Linked DNA regions of Homo sapiens: region 1 is linked to region 2. Evidence: chromatin loops called from intact Hi-C (ENCODE). Cell type or tissue: HCT116. All regions are shown on one strand. Region 1 overlaps CPA5 (carboxypeptidase A5). Region 2 overlaps CPA2 (carboxypeptidase A2).

Region 1 (4,000 bases), 67 kb before region 2:
TTAACGCGAGTTGCCCTTTGTTTGCAGCACTGGGCCACAACTAAGTCTTGCTGATAACTTATTTGGGGCTAGAGCCTTAGTTGACCAAGCTTCTTTATGTTCATGATCTCACTTGATCTGGTCAGATGACCTGAAAACAGGACAGAAATGAGCTATTTCTGTTTTAGAGCTAAAGCAGATTGGAGTGGTAAAGGGACTTAATGGCAAAGCTAACAAGTGGTGGAGGTGAGATAAGAACCAGGCATTCTAGTCTGTACCCTTGGGTTCCTTAAGGCCAACTATCAAAACTAAAGGCCAACAGTAATAACACATATGCAGGTTGGGCATGGTGGCTCACACCTGTAAACGCAGCACTTTGGGAGTCCAAGGCAGGAGGGTCGCTGGAGCCCAGGAGTTTGAGACCAGCCTGGGCAACAAAGCAAGGCCCCATCTCTACAAAAAATTAAAATTAAAAAATTAGTCAGGCTTGGTGACGCATGCCCGCAGTCCCATCTACTTAAGCTGAGGCAGGAGGACTGCTTGAGCCCGGGAGTTGGAGGCTAGAGTGAGCTATGATTGAGAGTGAGTTATGATCGTACCACTGTACTCCAGGCTGGGCAACAGAGTGACACCCTATTTCTAAACACACACACACACACACACACACACACACACACACACACAGAGGCACAAAAACACACACATACACAGATATGTTTATGTCTGTGTGTATGCATATGTGTGTAGACAGAAAGAGCATGCAAGTGTTAACAACAGCTAAAAACTCCATTGTACTATTCTTTCAATTTGAAAGATTTTTACAATGATGAAAACTCAAGGACCCCTGAGCATAAGAATGCAAGATACTAAAATCCCAAAAATATAAACCAAAATATTCGCAATGCCTGCTAAGATAGAAGAAGGCAGATTTGGAGTAAATTTTTTCTATCCTCTATTTTTACATTTTGGCAATGTGCTTATACTACTTCAATAAGAACTTTTTTTTTTTTTTTGAGATGGAATTTCTCTCTTCTTGGCCAGGCTGGAGTACAGTGGCGTGATCTCGCCTCACCGCAACCTCTGCCTCCCAGGTTCAAGCGATTCTCCTGCCTCTGCCTCCCGAGTAGCTGGGATTACAGGTATGCACCACCACGCCTGGCTAATTTTTTGTATTTTTAGTAGAAACAGGGTTTCTCCATGTTGGTCAGGCTGGTCTTGAACTCCCAACCTCAGGTGATGCACCCACCTCAGCCCAGAACTTTTAAATGAATAAATAATAGCAAAACCAAAAGCCCTAATGGCTGCTGTGGAGTCTTCCACCCCCGTCAGGAAGAGCGGTGTCCCTCCCCGCCCCACCTGCCACAGATGAGGCAATGCCTAATGACTCACTCATCCCCGAGGCCTAGTTGGCTTGCTTACAACGTTCAGGTTCATAGATTTAAAAATGGGACTGGAAATTGATGTTTGGGGCTCACTTTATTTTTGAGCACCAACTCCATGCGAGGCAATTACAGTTGCGATGTTTTCCAGCTGCACTAGCTGGCCAGGGGCAAAGCTGGGATTGCTGGGTAAGTTAGATGTGGCCGGAGGAGCCCCGGTCCTCTCTGGCCCTTCACAAACACTTCTGGGAAGCTCTAACAAAAGGAATTTGTCTTCTTCCCAGGAAGCTGACCCAAATCTCAACAGCCTACCATGACCAATGTGTGCCAGCCACTGTGTGCCTGGTGCCATCAGCTGTGACGAGCAGCTGCAAGGAAGACAGCAGCCTGCCAGCTGTGAGGACAAGGCAAAGGGTCTCCAAGGATCTGGTGGAAGCCTGAAGTTGGGGTGAAAGTGGAGGACAGGGAGGAGAAATCGGAAAAAGAAAGGACTAGAAGACTCAATTTTCCCTACACAGCCTGGGACACCCACAGGAAGACAGGACCCAGGAGGCTGTCCTTTGTTCCACACAAGAGCTTGGAGGCAAATGGGAAGTCAGCACCAAACTGCAAATAACTTTCCAGACACCCTCACAGCCTTGTGAATGGAGGTGACACCCTCTTTCAAACTGGGAATTCTCAGCCCTCACAGCTGGCCCCACTTCCAGGAACAGGAATCTGCCTTGGCCTGGAAAATGCACCAGCGTTTGCTCCATTCCTGGGGCTGGGGGAAGGGGATGGGTGACGGAAGAATGCGGTCAGGCCACAGGCTGAGGAATGCCTAATGACAGCCCTGTCAGGCTTCTCAGGAAAAAACAACAAAACAAAGAAACCAACCAACTCAGAAGTAAGCCATCTGCCTCCCTGGAAGCCATAACCTGACAGGGAAAGTAATACCTCAGTGTGAATTAATTTACGATGAGTCAAGGAAGGATGGGGGCCCTAAGGGAAGAACAGTCCTCCCGGGTTGGGCAGGGGAGGAGGTAGCAGGGCCCCAGTGCTGAAGCTGAGGCGGAGGAGAGCAGATCTCTCACAGCCGAACTCCAGCCACAGATGCAAAATGGACGCAGCTCATGGAAACAGAGTGGGTTGGGGGCTCTGGGACAGCAGCCGCTGCCTCTCCTCCCACGTTCCTGGCCTTCTCTTCCAGGTCTAACATCTGCAGTAGCAGCTATGTGGCCAGTAGCAACTCCAGTCCTGTGGCACTGGATGTGGGGGGTGGCTGCTGATCTGAAGTTTTCAGAATGGACCCCCTCAGAGGTCAAGGCCAAACCACAAGGCTTCCCTGTCTAAAAGGCAAAGTTAAAGTGCCACACAGACAACAGTGATGACCACTGAGGGGACAGATGCCTTGAGAGTGGAGTCTGAGGGTGCGGGAGCTCAGGTTAAACCCTGATCCTGCCACCAACTCCATCAAATTACTAACATCTCTGTGCCTCAGTTTCCCCATTGTAAAATGGAGGTCATGTTATCACATACTTTATCACATACTTTAAAATGTTCTCATGAGAGCCAGGCGCAGTGGCTGACACCTGTAATCCCAGCACTTTGGGATGCCAAGGCAGATGGATCACTTGAGGCCTCCGGAGTTCAAGACTGGCCTGGCCAACATGGCAAAACCCTGTCTCTACTAAAAATACAAAAATCAGCCAGGCGTGGTGGCGCGCGCCTGTAAGCCCAGCTACTTGGGAAACTGAGGCAGGAGAATTGCTTGAACCCAGGAGGCGGAGGTTGCAGTTAGGGGCGATTGTGCCACTGCACTCCAGCCTGGGCGACAGAGCAAGACTCCATCACACAAACACACACACACACACACACACACCAATGTTCTCATGAGGATTAGAAGGGTTAATACATGCTAAATGCTTAGACTTTTGCCAGGCATGTAGTAAATGCTAGTGAATGTTAGCTATGATGATGAGGAGGAGTGTGACAATGATAAGGAGGGTGATAATAACTTTGGGGTGACTCCAGGGCTCTGTGATGGAGCATTACAAGGCATGACCAGGAAGTCTGGGTTTCTCCAGAGGTAGGATAGCTTCTGTAGGACTTGGAGGGCAGAAAGCCCCCATTAATGGTCATCTGGGGGAGTCAGTCAGCACCTGACTTTCATGGGGCCCAACAGAGGGGCCTGGGTCCTCTTCTTCTGTCCCTACCCCCATGATGCAGGCAGCCTCCATCTCTCTTAGGGTCTTGCCCATCACTGCTGCTGTCTTCCCTGGCTTCTCCTGCAATCTTTCCTGTTGTCTTCTTCTCCTCTCTGGAGCTGCCACTCACCCACAGACCAGCCAACAGCATTTCTACCTTTAAAACTCTGCTATTCAAGCCAGGCATGGTGGTGCACGCCTGCAGTCCCAGCCATTCGGGAGGCTGAGGCAGGAGGATCTCTTGAGCCCAGGCGTTCAAGGCTGCAGTACGCTATGACTGTGCCTGTGAATAGCCACTTTACTCCACCCTGGGCAATATAACAAAACCCCATCTTAAAAAACAAAAACAAACAAACAAAAAAACCTCTCGTGGTTCACGCCTATGATCCCTGCACTTTGGGAGGCTGAGGCAGGTGGATCACTTGAGGCCAGGAGTTTGGGACCAGCCTGGCCAAC
Region 2 (4,000 bases):
GCCTCCCAAGCAGCTGAGACTAAAGATGTTTGCCACCATGACGGGTGCTTTGTTTTGTTTTTGTACAGACGGGGTCTCACTGTGTTGCTCAGGCTGATCTCAAACTCCTGATCCTCCCACCTCAGCCTTCCAAAGTGCTGAGATCACGGGCCTGAGTCACCATGCCCTGCCCCACAAGTCTTCATAAAGCAGCACACCAGGAAAGGAAAAACCAAAGGCAACAATGGAACCAGGTATAGCACCTGGCACGAGGCCTGGCACAGTGCAGTTGCTTCATGAGTATTTATTGAATACATGAACTTGAAAGTCCATTGCTAGCCCTAAAATGCTACACTCTTACGATGAAGCAGTGACACATGCTACACCATGGATGAACCTTGAAAACATTATATTAACCAAAAAAAAAAAAAAAAATGCTAGCCACAAAAGGGCAAATACTGTTTAATTCCGCTTATACGAAATACCTAGAATAGGCTAATTCGTAGAGACAGAAAGTAGCTAGTAGTTGCCAGGGGCTGAAGGGCAAGAGGAATGGGGAGTTATGGTTTAATGGGGAAGAGTTTCAGTCTGGGATGATAGGAAAGTTCTGGAGATGGATGATGGTGATGGTGGCATAACGTTGTGAATGTACTTAATGCCAATGAATTGTACACTTAAAAATGGTCAAAATTGTAAGTTTTGTGTATAATTTAACACAATAAAAAACTGTCAAATGGGGCCAGGCACGGTGGCTCACGCCTGTAATCCCAGCACTTTGGGAGGCCGAGGCGAGTGGATCACTTCAGGTCAGGAGTTCAAGACCAGCCTGGCCAAAATGGTGAAACCCTGTCTCTACTAAAACTACAAAAATTAGCCAGGCATGGTGGCAGGTGCCTGTAATCCCAGCTACTTGAGAGGCTGAGGCAGGAGAATTGCTTGAACCTGGGAGGCAGAAGTTGCAGTGAGCCGAGATCGCGCCATTGCACTCCAGCCTGGGTGACAGAGTGAGACTCTGTCTCAAAAGGAAAACAAAAACAAAAACTGTCAAATGATGTTGGGAGCACTCTGCTCCGGATGGATTTTTTTTTTTAATATTATTCTTTTTAGAGATGGGGTCTCCCCATGTTGCCCAGGCTGATCTCAAACTCCTGGGCTCAAGCAGTCGTCCCACCTCAGCCTCCCAAAGTGCTGGGATTTCAGGTGAGCCACCACGCCTGGCCCCAGGATGGATTTTCTAAAAGATGAAGGGGTACAATGCCATGACTTGTTGTGTTTGAGGGCAGCAGAAACTGGAGAAACGGTGCTGCCAGATCAGGCTTAGAAAAATAAACAACACAACCCAACTTTGCTTCAAACCAAAGAGATTTTAATGGCTCTTGTTTCTTCCCCAGGGCCCTAATAGGGGTGGTCTCGCACATGCTCCATGATTGCCTTCAAGCCAAGCCAGGTCTCCTCGGCTGTGGGCAGGATCTGACGGGCTGGCAAGAGGAAGCCGTAGCGCCCTGTGTCTCTCAGTTCAAAGGCAAATGAGTACTTGATGCCATAATCATAGGACCAGTCAATGCTTCCTCCACTGGCTTGGTCTGAAGTGCAAACGAGAATAAAGTTTGGTTACACGACTACCACTAGCCTTCACGCAATGGAACCTCTATATTAAATTCTACTATCATAGGTAAGCCAGGCCCCTAGGTGTGAACTGTAAGAGGGGGGAGAGTTTAGTAGAGGGTCACATTTATGAAAAAACACAATAATTTGAAAAGCAAAAGGTGTTATTCAGCGGACACTGAACTGAGCCTTCCTTCAGTGCTCTTAGGAGCCCACGCCATCCTAAGTGGCCTCTTCTCCACCTTAGGTAGGCCACACCACTTCCTTCTTTAGAAGGCACAGACATGGTTTTCTCTAGTGGGAGTGGAGGGATTACAAATGCAGTAAGAGATTTGGTCCCTACCCTCAGGGGACTTTGAGCATTAAGGGTGGAGCACTCTCTGCTCTGCTATCAAATTGCAGGTACAGCACCTCTGTGTGGTGGGTTCAGCCAACACAGTAATGTGCACCTGAGATCTGTGTGGCCGCTGATGTGACAGATGAAGAAGGAAGATGGCATTAACTTACAAGTCAGTCATGACTCAGAAAAGCCGAGCAATGGACCGGCCCTGTGGCCCCTCCCAGGAAGGGCAGTTAGAGGTCACAGGAGGACTCGGCTGAGGCACAGATGTCGGAAGCTACCTAGTCCCTAAGAATGGGGCTGGAAAGACCAGGGAGGTTGTACCAGAAAAGAGTAGGGCTAGAGGTTAATATTGTGAATTAATATTGTCAACGCCCATGATTTTTGTCTTTGCCTTCACCCAGCAGAGCAGCTTGGAAATTAATGCCTGGTAAATAATAAATACTAAATGGTTGCTGATTTGAACTGAATCTTCCCTGGACCAAAATTACCAACTCATACCTTTTGGTGTGTCTACATGACACAGCCAATCACACTAAGAGGTCAACTGTAGACAGAATACTGGTCTCAGATAGAATCCCAACCCTACAAATCATTATCTGAGTGACCTAAAGCAAGTCATCTATTTCCAGATGCTTCACCTGTCACATAGGGATGATATTACTACTTGTTTCACAGGGGAGTGAGAATTAAATGGCATAATGGTTGTGATGACACTATTGGCTGTGTCAATGTGCTAGGCACTATGTTAAACTGGTTGTGAATCTCTAGGTAGGTACTAGCATTATTCCCATTTTACAGATGAGGAAACTGAGATTAAGAGATTAAGTGGCAAGGCATCGTGGATCTCTGCCAACACTTTGGGGACCAAGGCAGGAGGATCACTTGAGCCCAGGAGTTTGAGACCAGCCTGGGCAACATAGCGAGACCCTGTCGCTACAAAAAAATTTTTTAAAAAATGAACTAGATGTGGTGGCACATGCCTGTGGTCCCAGCTACTCAGGAGGCTGAGGCGGGAGGGCTGCTGGAGCACAGGAGGTCCAGGCTACAGTGAGCCATGATCCTGTCACTGTATTCCAGCCTGGGCAGCAGAGTGAGACCCTGTCTCTAAAAAACTAAATAAAATAATAAAATAAAAACAGGGATATTAAGTGAAGGAGCTAGGATAATGTATGTAGAATAAGCATTCAATAAATGTCAGTTATGTTTGTAACTATCATTGTCAATAAATGACCAGGATCCAATAAAAAAAAGTTAGGCCACGTTAAGGACTGGAGTTATCTGTGGGAGAGCATTCACCAGGAAACTAACAATCAACGTTTACATAGTGCTGTAGAATTAGGGAACACTTGTATTCCACATAATAGCTTTTGAGCCTCTCAACAACCTATTCCACAGATATAAGAAACCAAGGGAGAATAAGTGACTGGACCATGGCTACTTGGTTCCAAAGTGGCAGTGCTATAACTCAAACCCAGGGCTCTGTACCCAAGCTATGTGGGTTTTTTTGTTTTGTTTTGTTTTTTGGTTTTTGTTTTGCCCCCCTATGCCTCTCTGAGAAAGAATTCAAAGAATAACTAACTTCTGGGCCAGGTGTGGTGGCTCATTCCTATAATCTCAGCACTTAGGGAGGCCAAGGTGGGTGAATCACCTGAGGTTAGGAGTTCAAGACCAGCCCGGCCAACATGGTGAAACCCCATCTCTACTAAAAATACAAAAATTAGCCAGGCATGATGGCATGCACCTGTAATCCCGGCTACTCAGGGGGCTGAGGCAGGAGAACTGCTTGAACCCGGGAGGTGGAGGTTGCAGTGAGCCAAGATCGCCCCATTGCACTCCAGCCTAGTGACAGAGCAAGACTCTGTTTCAAAAAAAAAAAAATTTTTTTTTAAAAAAAGAACAACTTCTGAACCAAACACCTACTGTAGCACAGCTCCTCAAAGCCCTTTCCAGATGGGAAGCTGCCCAGGAAATATCTCACCCACTACAACCATACAGCCATCTCTTGGGTGGAGTGAGGCAGGTGTTCTGCCCAGAGCTGCATACTGACCTGGGGCAGGAAGCAAAAAGTGCTGA

Evidence for each region. Peaks named below come from ENCODE experiments on the same cell type or tissue, not always from the same donor. Only the 100,000 strongest peaks of a DNase experiment are listed, where the experiment ranks them.
Region 1: a loop joins it to region 2, with 2.8 times the contacts of the local background. A loop is called at or near these places in 13 of 110 quality-filtered maps.

What each region holds. Positions count from the first base shown.
Region 1 is chr7:130,354,616-130,358,615 of GRCh38, reverse strand. All of the region lies in intron 5 of CPA5 (carboxypeptidase A5), which reads right to left. Among named protein-coding and RNA genes, the nearest start is that of CPA5, 12 kb to the right of the region's middle. In HCT116, no CTCF peak of the experiment used is centred here; DNase peaks (open chromatin) are centred at 1,355 and 2,235; H3K4me3 peaks cover 1,693 bases; H3K27ac peaks cover 2,114 bases.
Region 2 is chr7:130,287,122-130,291,121 of GRCh38, reverse strand. It overlaps CPA2 (carboxypeptidase A2), which reads right to left. Exons shown (of 11, transcript NM_001869.3): 11 at 1,324-1,562. The coding sequence ends at 1,375. Among named protein-coding and RNA genes, the nearest start is that of CPA4, 4.0 kb to the left of the region's middle. In HCT116, CTCF peaks have their summits at 1,735 and 1,938; DNase peaks (open chromatin) are centred at 161 and 2,061; H3K4me3 peaks cover 1,458 bases; H3K27ac peaks cover 1,616 bases.